Regions from separate parts of the Mus musculus genome. Here all the other regions are linked to region 1. The links are chromatin loops, found by intact Hi-C in ENCODE. Cell type or tissue: left cerebral cortex. All regions are shown on one strand. Each heading gives the region's core, and the rest is flanking DNA. Links, peaks and the distances in the headings are about the cores only.

Region 1 (7,830 bases), core at 1,940-6,939:
AACAAAATTAAAAGTGAAAATCCATGCCAAGTGATACTATAAAAAAGCTACAAACGAGTTCTATGATTTGGGGGAGGGGGTGGAGGAATATGCTAATGAAACACTCAGTCTTTGAGAGGTGTTGAGGAGTAGGCACCTGGAACTGCTGCAGAAACACCCGAAAGCTTTTGCACAAAGAGCAGTGAGAGTCATGGTAATGGGCTATCCTGTTCCTCCACAAAGGGAGGAGGCTACTTCAGGAAATGGGATGTGCTTAAATGCTCCATGCCTGGATCCTCATTTCACTAAGCTCATTAAATATTTATTGAGTATTCATTAGGTGCCCAGTCCAGGCCCTGTCCTCAATGCCGGGGATGCAGTGGAGAGCAAAGTCTGCTCAAAGAGCTTAAGCTCTGGAGAGGCCATAATTCTGACCCTGACCATCTGCTTTCAGGGTTAGGGTATCACACACACACACACACACACACACACAGAGCACACACACAGTGGTGATGGTGACGTGCTTAGAATTTAAAGTCTCGGTTTCTCTATGTGTTCAAAAGGCAAAATCCACTTCACTTTCTCCTCTCTCAGATGTTTTCTTTTTCCCTTTCTCTCACTTTAAATCTCTCAGCTGGCATCGCAGGCAGCTGCTTTCTCTCTGTGTCAGAGCAATCAATATATGAACATTTCTCAAAAGCGAAAAAGCATTTGGGTTGCAATTTGCTTTCTCAGCTGGCATGTATGTGCACAGTCATTTGGATTTACATGATGATGATAACCAGCTAAAGGCAGCACGGCCTTCTGAAAAGGCAACTGATTCAAAGATAACAGCTATGCAGCCATTTCTCATCCAGGCCCAGCTGCCTAATAATAGCATGGTAAAATTATTAATGAAGCACTGTCATGGCTGGTTAGGGAATGTGCCATCCAATTAGATGCAGTTTTAAATTCACTCTGGGCAAACCACTCCCTAGTTTTCTACCACCCATTCTGGTCTTGGTTTCAATGCTGCTGAACCACAGCCTTTGTAGACTACTCATTAGCATGCAGAATAAGAAACAATTGCTTGGAACTGGAAACACAGAAGCCAGACATTTGGCAACATCACACAGAGTTCACTGCTGAAGTCAACTGGCAAAGCCACTCTGGGCTGACAGGAACTGCCTCTGTTGTCATGGAAACACGGATGAACTGTGTTAGTAAATAGTTTGGATTCTCTCACCTGCCAAGACATAAATTGAACATTTACTGTGGAATTTTTAAGTCTATCTGAAAAATGGACTATTTGCCAGTAAATATTTGAAATCTCTCCTTGCTTCAGAAAAAAAAACCTCCCAAGCATTTGGAAATGCACTGGAATCCTTAGGTATCCAAACACAACTCAGTTTAATTGTGTGCAGAATGTTGTGGGTGGAGTTGGGGGTGGGGCAGTCGCTCTCCATTCTCATGGTGGCTTTTGTTGTCAAAAATCCTCATCTACAAGTTCACGGACAAAAGAAAATGAACGAGAAGGGTGTGGGGGTTATGCTAATTATTGCAGGAGATGGTTCTAAATATGTGTTAATGATTCAAGCCATTTCTTAGTTTTTCTTCAAGCTGTATTTATTCTGAGTGTCTCCTGTGCCCACTCATTGACAAATGAGCCAAGGAAGGCTGCCTCCTGCACACTTTCGCCTCAAACATCCCATTGTGGGAATTCTTCTGTCTTGATAATTACATTAATTATTAGCCTTAATTTACAAATGCATCAAGTATGACAGAAGAAAAATGTCTCCACTAAGGCACTTCTGGAAAGAAGCCATACTACAAGCCTTAGATCTCAGCATACTCAGTCTATCTTCTGGGGACATTCTGTCTCCTTTAACCTTCTCCCTGTGACTCTCTTCCATATCACGCTGAATTATATTTTTCATAGCAAGTGAAAATGTTTGGATTTTGCTCTGTCCACCAATTTCTCATCCAACAGACACTGTAGCATGTTCTTCTTCCTTGGTGACTTCTGACAGAACAATGCAAATATCTGCATCCATGTGTTGTACTCTGAAAAGGGAGAGGCGATACAAAGATAAATAAAAAATGTTTTCTCTTATGGCAAGGCTATTCTCATGGGAAAAAATGGTAGGTGCCTTAGAAAAGGTAAAACAGAAGTGCAACAGCAGCATTGTGAGACATATGACACATGGTTAATTTTGTTTAGGGATTGGAAAATGTCATACTAGGACAGTGTTGTCACTATACTCTAAGGAGTAACAGAGGATTGGGGGAGGGGGGTGAAAACATCATTTTCAAAAAGTTAAACTCATCTCTTTTGTTCAGATGGAGAACCTACCAAATGTTTTATTTGACTTACACAAATTCATATGCTCAGAAGTCACTCACATAGCTATAAACAGGAACCCTCAATTCCCAACAATTCACCTTCTACCAACACAAAACTGAAAGACAGGCCAGTCAGCTCCTCCTGCACCACTATGACCAATCAACCTTGCAAGCCCGTTTCAATTCTGAACAATTCTCTCTGACAAAGGAAGAAACAAGCATCCTGGGTTACAGAGACTATACACAAGACACAGACAGTAAAAGGCGGAAACTTGGATATGCCTAAAACTCAAACATTGAGTGGAAAGTGGTCAACGAAGCCATGAAAAGCCATCTAGGTCATTAGAAACAGGGGAAGGCTATTTGAAAAAAGCCAAGTTGAAAGATTTCACATGTGATACAAAGGCAGATTTTGTTCACAGGCAGTGGGAAGACATTAAAAGAATTGTAAACCTTAAGGCATGAAAACTAGAAATGTTGATCTCAGAAGAAGACAGTACAGCGGTCTCCAGAAGTCAGAGAACAAGATTGAAGATCAAAGGAGCAAGTTTGACTCTTTGAGGGCTTCCTAAGCAGTCTCCATTCATAGCCTTGTCTCGTGAGTAGTTGCTGTCATATATCAGACATATATATACACTAAGCATGCAAACCAATATTTATAATAATAAATCATAAATTTATTTTAAAACAGTCCTTTGGCATATGAGTAAGTTTAACACTCATTGAAGACAAAGCAAATTTCACACTAATGAGATGAATCTTCTTGTTTACTTTTACATAATAAATAAATAAGTCTTGGCTGAATATCTGATCCTGCATCAGAGAGTATATTCAATATTTTTCAGTTGATCAATATATTGATTTCACAATTATCAGTGCTGAGAATGATATATTATATAAATACATAATAAAGTGGCAGATGTATATTAAGAGTCATTTCAGAAATTGTTAGAATTCTGTTCTACAAGCCAAAATTCACTTAATGATTTTGAGGGTGGGGTGAGAATGTACATCCTCCCATGTCAGGGTGGAGCAACTTCAGATGTCAAGCTAAAACAGTGCCTCCTACCTTTGCTTTGAGGCAGGGTCTCTCATCAGCTGGGAACATCTCCAAGCAGGCTTTGAAGACTGGACGGGAAGTTTCCAGGGATATACCTATCTCTCTCCTTCACCATGGTTACAAGCATGGACCAGTGCACACAGACTTTCATATGGTCTTAGGGATCAACCTCAGGTCCTCGTACTTGTGAGGCATCTGTTTCACAGGATGAGCCACTTCCCACCCACTCACCCCCATTTGATAGTAGATAGTACTTTTTATAAGATTTAAGTCATCAATTCAAACAATAATTTCTGAACTCAGATATTCTAGCACTACAATCCAAAGATGGACCGATTTGACACATGGGTCCTGAGGAATCACATCAATAGACCTTTACATTCTGCAAGAGCAGGAAACTCTGCACATACAGTAAACCTTGGTGGCCCTGCATGGCTGTGTGGCAGGTGTGCACTGTGCAGTCATCTGCTGTGTTCACACCCAAAGCTACAGTGACCTCTCGTGGCACAACACACAGCCTCAAACAACTCAGACTCACTAAGTTTGACTACTTTTAGTCAATCTTGGGTCCTCGCAGGCTCAGAACCCTTTCCCTGAGGGTTGTTTTTGTATGGCTTTACATTGAGTTTATGTGACCACCAAACCTCCCATATGGGGACATAACCCATTTTAAGCAGCTGTGTACTATAGCACAAGGCAGTGAACTAGTTTACAAGGACTTGTTCTTGTTTATCAAGAACTCGAAAAGAGTTCCAACAGTTCTCAGCCCAAAAACATAATAAACATTTAAGGAGCCATAAAGGTTAATCTCATGATGGATCCGAGCCATTGTGAATATGCACCTAGTACTCATATTGCACCCCAATAAGCAATGATCACGCCAATTCAAAGGATAAGAGTATGCTATGGGTACCCCTAAAACTTAATCTGTTCAAATCTCCGTTTTCTAGAATTACGAATTACTTGGGGTATTTTAAATATAATACGTGATTTCTTCTTGTTAGATTTCTAAATTCCAAATAAATATGTATGCTTGAAATATGTATCTCACTTAATCATAGGTCTCTGTTCGCGGCCTCAGAGCTACCCTTTCTCATGTTTCCCCCAGCTGCTGTACTTGAATCAGACTCTGAGCTCATGGCAACCTTATGGCCCTGGTGTTCACGCAAGGACATATGTGGGAGCCTACATGTTATGTAAATAGAAACATAATGTCCTTTGTGGTTTCTAGTGTTATTGTACATAAACATATGTACAGAAAGTTAGCATGCATTTTAAACATCTTTTAAAAACATTTTATAAAATGAAATCCATCATTGATACATACTTGCTTGTGACCAAGTAGCAGACATAATAGATACTAACTATCCTTTATCCCCGTTTGCTTCCTATGCAGAAGAGACTTTCATCTATGAATTTTAACCTAGAAAAAGGTGATGTGGCTTAGGAAACTTCAAGCAGTCCTCGAAGATTGTTTTAAAGCCATCCCCTGGGAGACTCTGTTTCCGTTATGCCAGAGTGCTAGGATCATTTTCTGTAACTGAACAACAGTCATGTCCTAGAATTCAAATGACCAAAAACTCAAAAAAAAAATCGTAATTCTGAAATATGATGGCAAAACAAAATAGATGTCACTTCAATGTCTATTTCCATTTCAATAAAAATAATCACTTTTTTTTCAAGATAATCAGGAGGCAATTTTTGCATGCATGATTTTAAACATCCTGATAATGGAATCAACGGCTGTGCCTGACATTACCACAAAGTAAAATAGCAAGACTCCCACACACTGAAAACAGACCGAGACTCCCACTTGCCTTTGCATTCGGTGCCTTGTGACCGTGACATCAGAGATCAGAGCATCTCTCAGAGGCTTCATTGCAAACTCTTGGAAGAGCAGATAGGAAAAAGGAGAACTAAAGTATTATAAAGATATTGTTGGCTCTGTAGATTTCTTGTGAGTCAGGAACTTTCAGTGGCCCCAGACTAAACACTGTGAGAAGTGTGCTGTTGCGCTCACTGCCTTCCTATCTCTCCACACGCACAGACTTGGAGCCATGAATATGGGACAGCATGGCCAAAGTCATTGTGCAAAATTAAATAAGAGCTACCACAGAGCAGATTTTTGCCCCTTAACATTAAAAAAAAAATTTAAAGTTCTTGGGGGAGATTCAAAGAGAAATTATAGGAAATATTTTCTGTTTACTCGTAATATTTCAACAACTAGACAAAGCTTAGACACTAACATATTCTGAGATGCCTCTTACCTACTGAATGAACAATGCTATGGTGGGCCTTAGGTTGCACTGAAGTAAGACTAATTCTACATGTGCCCACATGTGTGCTCAGGCTGTACAAAGGGTAGGCGAGGAACATTCAAGCACATGTTTCCTGACCTTCCAAATGTGTGCTGTCATTCAAATGACAACCCAGGTATGACGATAAGGGACCTAGAAGAAACAAATAACAAATACAACAGAGAGAAAACCAGACATCAGATCCAGGTGACCTCCAAAGGCACTGTCATTTTCTGAGTTAAATTTTCAGACAAAGACTCTTCATTTCTCTAATTAGAAATTGACTGCCCTCGCAGAGCTGCCCTGTGAGAAAGGGAACCCACAAACTTATGCTGTATAGGTTGAGATTTGCTTTGAACGTGCTGAAGGCAAGTTGATCATATACATGCCCGAGAGGTGTGAGGGTGACGAAAACTCCATGCTCCAGCCCTACCACTTCATAAAAAGAACCTGGGCTCTCGTGCATGAGAAAGGGGCAATGAAATGGGCATCATAAGATGTAACACTGGTTATACCAACAGGAACTTTACAATTTAAAAGGCAGATCCCACTGCATAGAAAAGAGGGCCTATCCACATTGGGATGTGGAGACTTGGGCTCTGGGATGCACAAGCATAGAGGACTTGAGAAGGTAAAGATATGAACCAAGGTTATCCCAAAGTCAAGAAGTGCGGTGACCCTTCAAAAAGCATGGATGATCTAGCTTGGCTGAAGCACAGACAGGCTTTGTGTGTGCAAGTGTTGCTCAGAAATGGTGCCTGTGCTTTCCTGTAAAGTCCAGGCTGAGGACCAGTGTGCCGTCAATTCTGGGGCACATTAGTGATCTGAAGTTGGAGATTCCTGCACCCAACTACTTACCTAGGAGACTGAGGAAAGATGCTAGTGAGAAGCCTCCATATTCAGTTCAGGCATGCAGCAGACTGAATCCTGAACTGAGCCCTGGCTGTGGCATTAAAGGGTGTGTTCCAGGCAGGAAGTGCACAGCACACTACCAGGTGAAAGCATTTAAGAGATAAAGATGTCAAAAAATGTCTCAGGTCCTGACACTCGTCCATTAGGGAAATGCTGGCAACATTAATATTAATAGGGTAGAAAAAATTGATTTGAAGTGAAAAATAATGGTTGCTTGGCATCATAAATTTCAGATTTGAGGTTAATTACCCATTTGAAAATAAGGAATAGTGTCTGAGGTTCATACTGCCTATTGTCCTTAAGTATTATCTTAGTGTCATACGCTCCAGTGTGGGGAAGAGATACAAAAGTCTTCCATGTAGCACAACAAATAGCTAGATTTTATTGCTGCATTTTTTCTCCCAAAATAAATATCTGACGTAATGCAATATCTCTGCATAATTTTCAGGCTAGTACAGTCTTCCACAAAATCTACTTTTCCTTGCTGAATAGCTTAAACCTCAAAATGATAAAGAGAAAAAGAGAACTAAATGACGCTATAAGAGAACATGGCGATACAATACCTTTATGCCTCTCTTGGTACATGAGTTCCCGTAGGCCCTCCCCCACTTCACCAGGGAGGATGTGTCTCACGACATGATTTAGTTAAATTATAAATAGCCTATTTAGGTGCATAGATCCAGGAATAATGCCCACAAGCTCCTTACTCATGAATTGTCAAGCTCTTAGCTTAGTTTAGAATAGAACGGGGGAATAATACATCTGTTCTGCTGTGGAAGGAGAGAGGACATTTTTCAAAGCTATCTGAGACTGGAAAGAAAGCACACCACTAAAAATGAAAACTTGCTTTTACTGCTATTTTTGCTAGTATGAACTGGCGTTCAGCTGAAGGAATAATTGAAGCTATATTTTCTGATATTTAAGTTTTATTTAATGAATTTTGAACTTGATTGCAGAATGCTAAAAGTACTCAGCATTATTCAGAACATAGCTTGGCACAAAGTGGATTGTCATTTAAGTACCTCTACCACCAGCACCAGTACCACCAGCACTACCACCACCACCACCACCACCACCACCACCACCACCAGCACCAACAACACCAGCAGCACCAGCAGCACCACCCCAGCACCATTATGAACTACAAATTTTAGATCATGAAATTTTCTTCCACTCTTAAAATTGAAAAGAGGCATTTGTATCTTATAATCCTCACAGTAAAAAGGAAAGAATAAAACTGAAATTCTCTTTAATTCAAAG
Region 2 (7,830 bases), core at 1,383-6,382, 70 kb before region 1:
GTCTCAACCTTGTTTGCAAACTGAAAAGGTGAATTGATGGTTGTTAGGGGATCCAGGTGCTAAAGTTCTGTCCATCTGAGTTACTTCGTGGGAATGCTTCCTGTGATTGGTTTATACGCTCTAAGGTTGAGAATATATTCCATCTTACAATCAGCAGAGATATTCTCTCCCACTCCCCAGACACAATTAATAGGTAGTTAATCCCATGCTTTCCACTGCCTCATCTTTCCATTTAGAACTAGAATCTAGTAATCACATAGTGACAAATGTTCAAAACCAATCTGGATATTTCTACAAGTCAAGAAAACCAATACTTACATAGTGAACAGTTTTGCTTACATATCTCTTCCCTGCTTGACCCTATACACACCACACTGATTTTGATGAAACCATCAAAGAATGGGAACAGACACTTTACTAGTACTTGCAATGCATACTGAGTAGCTGCTATGGTTTGGACACGGAATGTCAAGGCTTGAGGCCTAGAGCGGTGCAATTGGGAGAGTGGAGAGTGCATGAGGCAAGGCCTAGAGAGGAGAGTTTATGTCATTTGGGGAATAATATATGTTTCTCCTATTTCCTTCTCCCTCCTTCCTTTCTTCTGAGCACCATGAGGTAAGCAACGGTCTACCCTACATTTCCCATCAATGTGCACTTGCCTTGTCACAGGCCCACAAGGCCAACTATTCAGAAATGGAAGCCCACAAAGGCATAAACCAACAGAAACCTTTTAATCATTGAAAGTGGATTATCTCAGATTTTGAGTTACAGCACTGGATAGCTGACCAACACCCGTGCACATAGTTTCCGGGAGGTGACTCATGGAAACTTCATTGTAACCTTGTAAAGTTAGCATTATTGTTGTCCCCACTACGTTGATGAGATGAAAACTGAGCTCACCTCACTTCACAGAGCAAGTGAGACCTAAAAGCAGTAGAGTCTGGGCTCTTAACCATGTCATCCCTCCCAGTCTAAGCAAAGGGGAGATGTTACTTCTCTATAGTCTTCTCTTGAGTCTCCTGATCACACCATTATGATCAACCACATCCCGAGCTTGACAGCCACAAGAGTCTAGAATAACCAGACACGTCCGAGGTAAGAAGGCTGACTCCGGTAAGGGAGGCTTCAGTCAAGCTTCTCCTAGAGGACAGGGACGGGCACTGATGTCAGTTCCACTAGCAGACATCTACTGATCACTGCAGAAGCCAGGCTGACGTTGCAGCTCACACCAAAGAAGAAAGGGTATCACTGAGATGAAAAACTAGAGCTCCTGTTTTCAGGCAGTTCTTTCTCTGTGCCTTCTTCAGTTAAGGTTTCTTAATTACTTCATTAAGTTGGCAACTGTCGTCAAGGTATCTTTCTTAGATCCCCACCCCCCAAATCTTAATACAGTAATATACCCAAGTATCTTGTTTGCAAATCCTTGATCGTTAGCCATCATTGTACAGTCAACCCCATGCTTTTTCTCTGCCCTGATACAAAAAGCTGTGGTAGCCACACCAACGTTACAGCCATTGGATTGTAATGCTGAGTCGCTTCCCTTCTGGGCACTCATTTATTTGCTATGGATTCATTGAGTACTTATTCTGTCCCAAGCATCATTAGGACTGATCTACTGAGATAAGTGGATCATATCTCTTACACTTATAAAATTAAAGTCTTGAGGGAGGGGGTCATACTAGTCACCTCTGCCATAATGCAGGAATGCACTATACTGTATCAACAACATATGTGTGGTCTCTGGTGACATGAGCATCCCGAGAATGGCTTCCCCAAGGCTTTGTGGGGGACTTGATGAACTCTACACATTTTATTTAAAGGCTAACTAAGAGTCTTGCTGTGAAATAAGGGCATTCTAGACGGCAGAGGTAATCTGGTCTCTAGCATCATAGCAAAGACCTGTTGAACACACGGGGAATGTTCCAGAATGGCAAAGGTTGCAAGAGATGACATGCTCTAAGGACTGAATAAAAATAACCAGAACTCCACATGTGACTAAGCTCAGCAAAGTTTGTCTTTGTTGCTGTTGTGACTCTTCCTTATATATCAGACACTGCTGAACTGCCAGAGCTAAGTACAAAGTCACAGTGTGGTTTTGTTTATTTTGTTTCTGTTTTCTTGCTTGCTCTTTTAGTGCATCTATGTCTTTATCTAAGACCAAAGGCAAAAAGCGAAAGAGATAAAGGCTCAAGAGCTGCACTTCACCTTGTGGTGCCTAGAGATTATTTTGATGCCTGGTGAAGCCGTGTGGTTATTTTCCTGGCCATCTTATAATCGGCCTGTGTTTTACTGTCTTTTCATTAATATTTCCAAGCGTATCTTTCACTTTCAGTTTTGAGTTAGTATTTGAAAAATCATGTTACTTATAGTGTTAATTTAATATCTTTCTTAAGAGCAGCAGTTCTCATCCTGTGAGTCGCAACCCCTTTGGAGACCGCAGATCAGATAACTCTATGTCAGATTATTTGTATTATGATTCATAACAGTCGCAAAATTACAGTTTTACAGCAGCAGCAAAAACTATTTCATGGCTGGGGGTCATCACACCATGGGATGTATTAAGAGGTCGCAGAGTTAGGAGGGTTGAGAACCACCACTCTAGAGCGTCTCTAAATCTGTGTCAGGTTCGAACCTTTTTACAACCCAGATACTCCAGAAAAGAACAGAAAACAGGTTTTTATATCATCTCAACATACCAGTCACCATCTAAACAGTATGCTATTATACATAGAGAACCTACTGCGTGCACAGCCTAATAGAACTCCAGTCTGAGGTAAATGGGCATGGAAGGCCCCAGGAAATCTCAAAGTACAGCCAGAAATGTTATGCTACCATAGTGGAAACTGCACACTAGACCCTGAGATCTCACACTTAACATGGGCGCAGACAGAGGAGGCACCGCAGAAAGATGCACAGAAGAAAACCATCGGAGATCTGAAGAGTAGTGATACCAGTGTACTCCAATAAAGAACAGTTAAGTTGCAGTCTCTCAAAACATTTCCAAGGCAACTGACCATAGACTTCAGTTTTGTATTGTTAGGAACATGGAGGTCTCATTAATCAAGATATCATGGAGGTCTAAATTTTTAACAAACTCAAAGCAGCCTAGACGACTCTGCAATCATTTCAAAAGTGGAATCAGAATGGAGCAGGAGCTAACAGAGAACTAACCAAAGGAAGGAAGGAGATAATAAGGTCAACAGACCCAAAAGAAGTTCCATGGCCAGTTCAAACTCTGAACTCGGCCACCTCCCTGGTGAGGAGAGTCTGATGGTGAAAACCAAAGTGTGTGTGTGTGTGTGTGTGTATGTGTGTGTGGTGTGTGTGTGTGTGTGTGTGTGTGTGTGTGACAGAGAGAACAAGAGACAGACAGACAGAGATAGAGAGAGAGAGAAACCCATAAATAGGATTTCATTTTATCATTTCAAAGACATCTGGAGGTGGGTGGCTGCTGGCATTGATTTAGTAATTCAGTTATGTAAGGACAGTCTTATGATTTTTCTCATGCAGCATAAGATGGTCACCATAACTGTAGGCAACATGGCCTGCTAAAATATGAAAATATGAAATATAAGATATGAAAGTTTCCCCATACTTCCTTGTCAGCCTTCGATTAAAGAATGAAAGTAGAACTTCTGAAAATTCGTCTGTCTGTCTGTCTGTCTGTCTGCCTGCCTGCCTGTCTGTTTTGTCCCTGGAGGAGAACAAGCCAGGAAAGAACGAGGTTTGGAAGTAACTTGGAAGAAGTGCATTGCTTATGGTTTTTACAAACGGTGGAAAATTACTGTACTAAATCCTCTAGCAAAGTTGTTGTTTTTTCACGCAATTTGGGAACTCTAATGGCATCTGCAGTCAGAATCGGAATAAGGGAGCCATCATGCCATGTTCCTGGTAATGCAAATGTCCCTGAAAGAATGCAAAGAGAAAACAGCAAGAGCACTAAGGAAAGCCCTGCATCTGGACGCGGGAAAATTATATGAAGCAAGAACCAGGCCCAAGTGCAGCGAAACGGGGCATCTAGAAAGAGCGCCTCAGGCCCGCCCTGCCCTTGACCTTTGTCCAACTGCAGAAGATGTAGTTCCTTCTGCTTTAAGATCCTTCATCCTAGAAGAGTCAGCTGAGTTCTGTAAATGTGTGCAGGGAATTGAACACATCCAAGGAGCTGAGAGCCCTGATTAGAGAAATCTGTCTCGGAGCATGAAGCCTTGAGTGGACACTTCACTGCCATCATCGAGAGGCGAGTGGCTTAGTTCACTGTGGATCTTACAGTGGCGTATTTATGGGCATCTGAAGTACTCATTAGGAGGGCTTAAAACATCCCAGACAGAGAAGCTCTGTTGTGTTTTAAATAACACTCGTAGAAGGCTGCTCTACATCACAGGTTAAGTATATCATAAAAGTAGCTCTTATTTCCACTGATATGTACTTCTGAACAGACATCTAGGGAGTTCTGGTGTGAAGACATAACTTAGAGGCAGCCCTTATTCAACTTTGAAGAGAGCTACCAATGTGTCTTTGAATTTTTAATCATGTCTAAATCCCATGAAATCTCTGGCTTTAAATATTCCATAGAATTGAGAAAATAACAAAGAAAGATGCCAAATAGCAAATGTCAGCATTTCTGAAAACCTAGCCATGGCTGTAAACAAGCCACGGACAACACTTCCCGGGGCCTTAACAGTGTATTTGTGTCAAGGAAGCATGTTACCGAGAGCCACACTGATTAATCTCAACGCCGTTCCTGAGCCGCAACACCGCCAGAAGACATGACAGATTGACGGGAGGAGCAAACTATTATTTTTCCTCAGTGGCCAATGCTATAACTGTTGAAATCATAGCTGGGAAGAAGCAAGCTCAATCATGTACTTCCTGTGTTCTTTCGCGCCAACTGGCCAATAATTTTCTCACTGAAGTAAAACTTGAGGGAGCAACCCACAGAAGTGAAGCAATTGCCCACTATGAAAGATAGCTCTTTGCATGTTAGGAGTCCAAGAAAAGGTGCCAATGTGCAAAACCCCAGAAAAAAATTGAAGTATATATTCTCAAAGTCAAATAGAATATATTCTAAGACGCCTAAATAAGCACTGCCTCTTCTTAGACATCATATGAAAGAACCGAGATGCTTGTGGCCGCAAATATTGTCCACAGAAAATAAACAACTATCCTATCTTCATTTGTGAAGATGAGACATAAGAACAATGCCATCAGAGTAACTGTCTCCTTTAGCAGAGCAGCATCATTGTGCTTTCTAGTGAGGAAAGTCACATTTTCACTTAAAAGAGGGGAAGTGAAGGACTCACTGACATGGGGAGAAAGGATGGAGAGACCAGCACTGGGAGAGAACAGAGAGCAAGGGAATGAATTGGACCCTTCAGGCTCCCTTGCCACCAGTTATTGGCTCCCCTTCAGTTTCAGCGTGGGGTTTGCTGTGGATTCCAAGATAAACTGGATTGCTTTTCGTAAGCCAAGACTTTTTAGACATTTAGTTTCTGACACAATGAATGAAGATTATGAGAGAAATCTGGCAGAAGTCTCTGTCTATGACAGCTCTTGTCTTCTGGCTTCTGCCTCAATGCACCATGGTCTTGGGGGATAGATTGATTAGTCAGGAAAAGAGATGGCCTTGTGAGGAGCCCTATTTCTTTCTCTGTGTCTCCATGCCATCCTGACCGGGTCTCCATGCTATCACCCATCTCTTTCTCTGGCTCTCCATGCCATTCTGACAATGCAGTTCTCATTCCATCTGCCCTCATGCATCACCACGGATGCTGCAAAACTCCCTGAGTCTCTAAGTTAAACTGACATCTTACGCTGAATGTCAAACTTTATATCTCTACTTACTAATATTTAAAACTCAAGACTTGGGACTAGGGAGATGACTCAGAACACTGGCTGCTCTTCCAGACAACCCAGACTCAATCACCAGCCCACATGGTAGCTTATACTCATCTAGAACTCTAGTCCCAGAGGATCGACATCCCTTTTCTGGCCTGCATGGCCATTGCATACACATAAACCACTCCCTATGTAATCCATCACTGCCTTGAGATCTATATATTCTATTTGCATAGTCTCCTATGTCTCTCTCAATTCTCTCCCCAGTGGAAAATGGTTCTTTACTACTGGAAAGTGTAATTCCTTGTTTATGAACAGTGGCAAGCAATTGCACTCGTGGTCATGCCAAGAGAGGGAGCATCACTGGGGTCGAGGATCTAGTTTCTGGGTGTTTTCAAATGTTTGGCAGTTGCTCCCGGAGAACCAGAGAGAGTAACTCAGTAATCCTAGGAAGTCTCCGAAGTTTCAAAGCTATGATTCATTTAACCTTACTTGTAACAATCTTAGCTTACTTTGCTCACTGTTAAACTTCTAATATCATTGTTGCAGAATAAACATCACAGTTTGTTTCTTAGGAGGCAACATTAAAGACAAAGAAATACAGGAAATGGGAAGGGACTGGTGCAGGTATTACATTGCACTCTTACTGAGTAAAACACTTAGAGACACAAGACCAGATCTATGTATTTAGAAACCTGATGTTTAGAAGACACTCTGAAATCAAGACTTCTTCCCCACACCTCCCCATAAGCAGCTGTTGTTGTACTTGCAACTATGTTTTTATGTTTTTACAAACTACTAATGCCGATATGAATAAACTGGTGCTTTGCCCGATGCATAAATTGTGTTGAAAACTTCCATATTCCTTCTAGAAGAGAGTAGAAATACACCCATGAGTAAAATTGGCTTATTCATTCTAATCACCGATGGTGAACTTCCACATTATAGATACAATAATGACATGATATGTATAAAGATAAGTATGAGAAATTATATTTAAGTACAAGAAATTACATGTATAAAGTTATAAAGTTAAGTATAAGTATAAAGTTAAGCATAAGTATAAAAGTTTCAATTCCTTAACTGCTGTTGCTTTGAAAAGGACCCAAACCACTAGCAATATGTTTCTGTTTTGCTTATTCTCAGAACTCAGGGATCCATTGCTCTCAAAGAATAGATTTTCCTTCAAATTAGGAGGTATGTATTTCAAGAAAATTATTTTATTGATTTTAGTATCTAGTTTTTTTCTGAGCAAATAACCACATTGTAGATTAACTAAAAATATAATTCATCTTCTCTCTGTGTGTGTGTGTGTGTGTGTTCTGTGTGTGTGTGTCTGTCTGTCTGTCTATCTCTCTCCTCTCTCTCTCTCTTCTCTCTCTCTGTCTCTCTCTCTGTATGTGTGTGTATGTGTGTGCTTGTGTGTGTGTGTGTGTGTGTGTGTGCGCGCTTGTGTGTGTGCATGCGCACACATGCCCATGGGGGGGGGGGATCTTCAAAATGTCAAGTTCACTCCAGTTTGAGGAGTTGAGTAAGATTTGTCTTCCCAAGTAACTTGTATGCTCTATAACTTGACCCCTTTGATTTTTATTGCAAATTCCATTTCTCATGGTTCAGTTTTAAAGAAGAAAATGTCAATGCTATTGGGTACTAGAATAAATATATCTCCAACTATACACGACCAGAAAAATAAAACTTGAAATTTTTATTCATCTCACAGATGAATGATTTTCTTATTATTTGCTGTCTTCTAATGACTACAATTGAAGAGTAAATGCCCTGTCAATAAAAGGCTGAGTTGGGTTAAAATAACTGACAAATATGATAAACTGAAGACTAATTTTCTTTTGAAAGTAACAAAGGCTAAGCCTAGCTACCATGCCCACTCACAGCCAGCATCCTTGCAGGATCCTCAGGTCAAATAGCAGGTCCTAAACACATAGATCTTCCCGTAGGCGAGCCTCAATGTTCGCTGGCTCCCTCTTTCCTTCCACG
Region 3 (7,830 bases), core at 1,843-6,842, 61 kb before region 1:
CACACAGAGTAAGTAAATCGAAAAGAAAGAAACTGTCACAGGAACGGGTATTTTGTTTCCTAGACGACCGTCTGACTTGACTTCCCACCCAGTATTCCTTTGTCTGCATCTTTTCTCTTCCTCTTTAAACACCCTTCAACTTTCAGTACGTACCCTGCCATCCTCAGTGACTTCAGCTATTCTCATCACCTGAGCCATCTCCTTCATGGGGGCTCCGGAAACCCCTGTATCTCCCATCTCCAAAGCTCTCCTGCATTGCAGCACAAGTACAACAGACCTAACCCCCTTCCAGTGCCTTTCCCCTGAGCCACATAGGCACCGACTTACATGGGAATAACTAAATCTATTTGTGTCTTCTGCAAAATACCCTTTCTAAATTAAGTACAGTATTTTATCTAACACCTCCTAGTGGGGTGCAAATGTTAGTGTGGATGTGACCATGACTCCACGTTTTATATAACCAGGAAGTATCAGAGCAGGGGATTTACTGTTCTAATAGTGTGAACAGGACAGATTTCTGGGCACAGCAAGCGAGGCTTTCTTCTCAGCAATCAGCTGACACTTTCTATAACTCTAAAAATTTGGAAGTATTTATTGACTTGGGATACTGCAATAAATTTGTAGGATTAAAATTAAAAGCAAATATATTTTCCATCATTCACATTAACAAAAACCATCAACTGGCAACATAGTTAAACAACCAAAAGGTCACATTTCAGACAAAAACATAGCAACTATAGCAAGACTATGCTGTCTCAAAGTGCCAGAGAGAGCCTCTCCAAATAACTATCATAAATTAATGGGGTATGGTAGACAGAACACTAAAGTCTCACCCTTTGCACCAGAGTTAAATGGTATCTGTATGATTTATTAATTGCTGGGGTTCAAACAAGTTAATGATAGCAGACACTGAGCACTTAGAGCTGACTGACAGTTTTTAAAGTTTCTCAACTGACAGTTCCCACAAAGCCTTGCAAGTGCCACACACCCTGTTCTGCAGTTTCAGATGAAGCACTGAAGAATAGAGCAGAGATGGAGTCTTTCACTCCGATCACAGTTGGTTGCTGACCAACCTTGTCTCAGACCCACGCTGTCTAATCCCAAAGTCCATGAGCTAAATGTCATGTTGTGCTCTAAAAGTCTATTTCCAGAACTGTGACTTAATTAATATAGTCCATGAAAATACCACTATATAAATTTTAACTAGTGAATGGAAGATCCAGAATCGTTAGCGAACTGAGAAACTCCATAGAACATTGTCTCTCTTTACGTTTGAATTATACTGTTTCCTTAATAGATTTGAGAAGACTTTTCCCTGTTATTAAAGGATTAAATTGAATGTCATGTTTGGGTCTTTAAAACTGCTATTTAGGGTCCTCAAAGATATCAATAAATATTCCCTGAAATTGAGAGAAAGCTCTTGGATGTCCTGACAAATGTTACCTATTCAAGTTCCCTGCAGAATAATACAAATCTTGAAAGTTTGTACTATGGGCTAACTGATAGGTCAATTATCCTATGCCATCATTAAAGGGAAATAAGCAATCAGCTATTAAAATAAAACTCCAAGGAAGTTAGATTTTCAAGTCATTAATAAAGAAATTTCGTCCTGCATGAAAAAAAAAAAAACCTAATACTTAAGTCCTTTATCATATACATTTGGGATATAGTCCTCATTCTTTGTTTACCCACTTAAAACTCATTATTTTTACTGAGTAATTACCATGCAAGACACAGCATAATATGCTACAGATACACTTTGGAGACAAAAATGTCTACTGCTCAATGGGGAAGATTTTGACATGACCTTTATAATCCACATGATAAAAGAAATATGATGTCTTTGAAGTATATGGGAATGGTTTGCAGCACACACTGATGGCTATTCTAGTCCCATTTCATGACACAGAAAGCAACATTTTTAAATGTAGATGACAAACTAGATGTGAAATATTAGCTAGTTCCAAGGGCTTTATATAGGGTTGATTCTGTGTCTCCATTCTTCCTCAAGGTCTCTTCAGCCACAGCTCAGCCCAGTGTCACAACCAGCACTGAAGTTATTGGGCCACTCTGAAGTTATCTTATTGGGCCACTCAAATACCTAAAACCATCTGCTTGTGCAAAGCGGACTTGAGGCTTTATGTTGCAGGAACTGGGTTTATTTTTAGGTGTGTCAGATTCTAACTGAAGAAAGAATTCTAACTATCCCATAACATTTAAAGATATTTCCCCATGCCATTTTAAAACAGATAAGAGTTAGATGCATGAGTAGAATAAGGGAGTTAGAATCTTTTCACTTTCTCCTTTAACACTGACACACTTTCTAGGTCTTCCCTTTTGGGGGCCTGCTAGAAGAGGTATGCTACTTATGTTGCTAGGCAGCACAGCTCATGGTGAAAAATAATCTGATTTGCTTATTCCATCAGTAACAGGAGGAACAAAAATAAATAATTAATTCTCAGAGGCATAGCTTTAGACTCTTGGAAATGCCAAAGGCATGCTGCCGATGGAAACATTGTGGGAGATGCTTGCTTCTGTGGCCAGGGCAGGAGTCAGACCCAGTTCATGTGAATCATCTTTCATAGTGTCACCTGGAACACCAGAGCATGGTTCTTGGCTTGATGTACAGATTCAACATGGACTCAGCATGAGTAGTCTACTTAGCTTTCTGCATCCTGTCTCCTTAAATAAATGAGATGCAAAAAGTGACTTACAGCAATTCTGAATCTTATTACATCAGGAATGAACTGCCTGGTCCTAACACCAAGGCATAAAGTAAACAGATAATAGAATCATCTAAAATTAATTAACACTCACACCACGAAAACATTTCAGGTTGTTCTTTTTAACTTTAACTGGCTTATACAGTATCCTATGTAAAGAACAAAATGATACTCCAGACACATAGTAGACACTGAAAATTGATTTATTGAATAACTGAATAAATTATTTAATGCATTAAAGACTGGATGAAGAAGGAACTGAACTCTGCAGTCCAGTGACTGAGCATCATTGGAACCTCAGTTCTCGAGTCCCATTTAATTCCAGCCCTCCAGGTCTTCTCTTAAGACTGAGTTTACTCACATATCCAGATCTCTTCCCGCACCTTCCCTCAATTCGTTTTGTCCTGAAGGCTGACTGGACTAGAACCTATCCAAGGACCATCTTACCCTACAGCTTCAGACCCAGCCAATAAGGCAAGCATTAGACACTGGAGAGTCTACAAGGATGGAGGGCTGAGATGGTCATGCTTCCAGATTCCTCTCCAGCTGGCTCAGCAGGGGAGCTGCAGAGGCCACAGCAGGCTTGGCTGTGAATAGCCGATGATTATTTGGATACAACGCTGAATACAGTTAAAACAACAGAGGCTTTAGATGTGGCTAAATGATTCACATTGTTTCGTTTTGAATTGTTTCACTATACAGCCCCAACTGGCCACAAACTTAGGATTCTCCTGCCTCAGTCATGCATGCCACCACCTTTAGCTTGAATCTTAAGTCTAGGGTTCACTGTTGCCTGAGCAAGTAAATGAATCTCTCAGAGCTTATCAGAGCTTCTGCTTCTCCTTCAAGTTACAAACAACAAGACCCATTCTGAAAACTTAATAAACATCAAAGATAATGTATACTAGTGTTTACATATAATAAATGCCACTGGACACACAATAGTAGGTTGTAGCATCGTTTATAACAGTTATAACCCCAAAGCTATTATACAACATTCCAGCCCACCAATCATTTCCTAAAGTCCATTCAGAAAGACATTGAAATGCACACTATTGGATACTGTAATTATTAACTGTGACTACTGTTTTTTCAGAAAAGTGTTTTTATTATTTCTATGTGTTGATGATATAAACCAACAGAAGAAAAAAAAAAGTCACTGTGCTTGTTAGTGTTTGTGTCCATTTGACCTGAACTGGAGGGAGCCTCAATGGAGAAAACCCCCATCAGACTGGTCCATAGGCAAGCCCATGGGATATTCGCTCAGTTAATTAACTGATGACTGTGAGCAGTGCCATCCCTGACAGGTGGTCCTGGGCTGTGGAAGGAAGCAGGCTGAGCAATCATAGAAAGCAAGCCACTAAGCAGCCTTCCTTCATGGCTTCTGCTTCAGCCCCTACCTCTAGGTTCCTGCCCTGAGTTCGTTCCTTGGCTTCCTCCATGAAGGGCTGTAAGCTGTAAGGTGAAATTAACCCTTTCCTCCCGAAGTTGCTTTTTGTCTTTATCACAGCAATGGAAAGTAAGCTAAAACAGCTATGCATTCCATATATGTACTTCTTCCTTAGAGTAAAACGTGATTCAGTTTGAAATCTCAAGCTAACAAGGAAATGCCGCATTAATTTTATTCTGTCCCCTATGAGGATAACACAATATGACAGGCTTTATCACGTATCACTTTTCCTTAACATTAAAGCTATTTTTGTAAAGTTGCCAAGATATTTGGCACAGTTGCCAGTCCAAATTAGGAATATGGCTTTTCAAAGTACAAACCCTCAGTGAGCGAAAAACTTTCTCTGGCACTGAGTTTCACACAACAAAGAACAGGAAGAGACATGATAGTTCTGTTTCACTTCTCAGCATGCATCTAAAAAAAGTCTTTAAATAGACCTACCAACAGTACCAGTCTCTATTTAATAGCCGATATGCTGTAAGCTTTGATTGTAAGGCTAGAAATGACTTATTAATTCCAGTTCTTTTCTTCCTTCCTGTCTCCCCCAAAGACGTAAGGAGCCACCCTGATACCAAAGGACAATGTCTGACAATAGCCCAAAAGTTTGGAATACCCAAGATTCAATTCACAGATTATATGAAGTCTAAGAAGGAAGACCAAAATATGGATGCTTCAGTGCTTTTTAGAAGGGTGGACAAAAGACTCACAGGAGAAAAAAATGGGGACAAAGTGTGGAGCAGAGACTGAAGGAAAGGCCATCCAGAGACTGCCCCACCTGGGGATCCATCCCATATACAGCCACAAAACCCAGACATTATTGTGGATGCTGGGAAGTGCTTGCTGATATGAGTCTAATATGGCTGTCTCCTGAGAGGCTCTGCCAGAGCCTGACAAATACAGAGGCGGAAGCTCACAGACAACCATTGAGCCTAGCCTGGAGGTCCCCGATGGAGGAGTTGGAGAAGGGACAGAAGGAGCTGAGGGGGTTTGCAGCCCCATGGAAGGAGCAACAGTATCAACAGACCAGACCCCCAGGAGCTCCCAGGAACTGGACCACCAACCAAAGAATACACATGGAGATACCCATGGCGCTGGCCACATATGTGGCAGAGGATGGACTTGTTGGACATCAGTGGGAGGAGAGACCATCAGGCCTGAGTTGGGAAATGTCAGGGCAGGAGGATGGGAGTGAGTGGGTGGGGGAGCACCCTCATAGAGGCAGGGGGTGTGGGATAGGGGGTTTCTAAAGGGAAGACCTGGAAAGGGGAAAATATTTGAAATGTAAATAAAGAAAATATCCATGGGGAAAAATTTACAATGTCAAGTTTAAAATGCATAATTATTACATTTAACCTTACAAAGAATGCTTCTTTCCTTCTTTCTTCCTTTCTTCTGCTTTTAAATAAAGGATTACACCAAGAACAGTTTGACAAGGAGGAGCCTGGGAGCCTAAAAGACAAACATCATCAAATTCATAGTAGGCTGCCCAGGTCCAGATATTAGCAAAAGAATGTCCCATTCTTTGAGTGTTTGTTGAACATTGAATCCATGTGAAGATTTCGGGCCTGTTTGAAGCATTCCTTTGCCTGGTAATTTTTAGAAGATGCTATTACAAAACATGTGAATCCTGGGTCACTACTGAACACCCAGATGGCCTGCCAGGCACCAGAACAGGTACCCATGCCAGATTTATGCCTGAAATCCGTGGGCTTTGGACACAGAGAGGAAGGACAATTCATTGTATTCTTTTTTTTTTTTTTTTTTTTTTTTTTTTTTTTTTTTTTTTTTTTTTGTCTCTGGTACATGGACATTGAAGGAAAAGAAATAAAAGGCATGTATGTAAAACAAGAAGCAAAAGAATTCTTAGGGTCCCATTCAAGCTTTGGGCTCTGCGGAGAACAAGAGAGAAGTGCATTGTGGGTAGATGCTCCAGTAACTATTTCCAGAGTGTTCTTTCTTAGCTGCGCTGGAGCAGTGCCAACTGCTTCATGTCAAGGAAAGAGAGTTGGACCGAGGAATATCCTATTCACATGTGTCCCAGCCCCATGCTGACACCAAGGACTAATTTCCTCAGAAGTGAGAGAAACGATCTTTAATTCAGACAGCATTCTCACTCCTACCAAGGCTAGTTCCTAAATAAGGATATGGATAGGAAGGAAGACAGAAATTGGAAAGGGAAGATGTGTCAGAAACGCAGAGACTAGGCTCAAAAGGACTGCTGAAAACTTATAGAATTTCCATGAAAGGCATGCTTGGCAGAGGAAACGCACAGGGATGAGAACAGGGATGTAGGTAGGGGGAAGATAAGCCCAGCTCCAGCAGACACCTTGCCAAGAGCTCCCAAGGTTTGTGGAAAGATGCAGCCAGTCGGTAACATCTTGGGCGCCAAAAGCCAGACCACTCAACATCTGGATGACCATAGCCCACCAGTCATTAACAATCAGTATTTCTGCTTCCTCATCTACAAAATAGAGATCACAGTAGCCCCTGCCTCTCAGTACTGAGGTGAGGTTTTCAAGGTCAGTAATGGAAAATGGACTAAGTAGTAACTGGTAATTTGGCAGACCCCATGCCTAATACATCTGGATATAGGTTATGCAAGAGCCTGAAAGCCAATCGGAATTTCCTGTTTTATCTATTATACCAAAGCAACTGGAGCTATAATTACCATACTTCCTACAGCATTCCATTCAAATCATATAAAATGAATAATAGATGGGATTGTTTTATTACATGTTTCAATATTACTGTATTGACAGATGTTCATGTTTTCGTAAGCTATGGTTGAGCTAGACTTCAGGGAAGTTCCATTCCATCATCAAACTGAAACTCTCACGCTCTTCTTGAGGTTGTTTGCTGTCACCGTCGAAGATGATTTAGTTTGGTTCTATTTTGGCTTGTTTTTTTTTTTTTTTTTACTCATGCCTTCTTTGGGGTACTTCCTTTGTTAACTTTTTCCTACACATATCCATCACAAAAAAATGATATTAGGCTTCATCATGACACCTTCATACTTGCTTCCTCGAGTCCAAGTATCTCTGTGACATATTTGTGACATGCCTGGCGTCCTTTAGATACCTACCCAGGAGGAGTGTCGCTGGGTCACATGGTAAATATGACTTCCATTTTAAGGAAACTTCATGCATATACTTCACTTTGTTTGGAGCTGATTACTAAGTCTACACTTATAGAACCAGGCCTAGATAGTGTCAGTTACTAAAAATATAATCTAATGATGGCAGGTACTATGCCACCCCCCCCTTTAAATTACAATATTTTTATTAGTTCTTTGGCTTTCATACAGTATATTTCAATCATACTTCTCCTCCCCCAACTCCTCCCATATCACTACCCTCCCCCTATCCACCCAAATTGGTGTTCCCTTCTTTTTTAAACACATCATGCCCAACTTGTACTGGCTGTCTTCTTGAACACGTGGTCTTCTCCTGGAGCATGGCCAACTTACCAGGGGCTATGCTCTTAAGGTTCCCCTCTTTCTCTCCCAACAGCGATCAGTTGTCCACACCCCCTCAGCCAGGAGTGGGACTTTGTGTCTACCTTCCCTCTCTGTCCTGGAATCTGGTCCCACATGAGCACAGGCAGGTCTTGTGCATGCTGTCACAGGCGCGGTGAGCACATACAGGCAGCTTCACTGCT

What was found. Hi-C counts contacts between places; a loop is a spot of excess contacts. Peaks named below come from ENCODE experiments on the same cell type or tissue, not always from the same donor. Only the 100,000 strongest peaks of a DNase experiment are listed, where the experiment ranks them.
Region 2: it touches region 1 in a loop (2.2-fold over the local background); 4 of 42 quality-filtered maps call a loop at or near these places.
Region 3: it touches region 1 in a loop (1.9-fold over the local background); 4 of 42 quality-filtered maps call a loop at or near these places.

Annotation. Positions count from the first base shown.
Region 1 is chr5:103,160,341-103,168,170 of GRCm38, forward strand. All of the region lies in intron 2 of Mapk10 (mitogen-activated protein kinase 10), which reads right to left. Among named protein-coding and RNA genes, the nearest start is that of Mapk10, 47 kb to the right of the region's middle. In left cerebral cortex, for the core only: a CTCF peak has its summit at 3,865 (motif pointing left); DNase peaks (open chromatin) are centred at 3,474, 5,197 and 6,558; H3K27ac peaks cover 2,226 bases.
Region 2 is chr5:103,090,927-103,098,756 of GRCm38, forward strand. All of the region lies in intron 2 of Mapk10 (mitogen-activated protein kinase 10), which reads right to left. Among named protein-coding and RNA genes, the nearest start is that of Mapk10, 120 kb to the right of the region's middle. In left cerebral cortex, for the core only: no CTCF peak of the experiment used is centred there; DNase peaks (open chromatin) are centred at 3,451, 4,823, 5,518 and 5,841; H3K27ac peaks cover 4,280 bases.
Region 3 is chr5:103,099,804-103,107,633 of GRCm38, forward strand. The region is part of intron 2 of Mapk10 (mitogen-activated protein kinase 10); the gene reads right to left. Among named protein-coding and RNA genes, the nearest start is that of Mapk10, 110 kb to the right of the region's middle. In left cerebral cortex, for the core only: no CTCF peak of the experiment used is centred there; DNase peaks (open chromatin) are centred at 2,137, 2,464, 4,490, 6,196 and 1 more place; H3K27ac peaks cover 3,793 bases.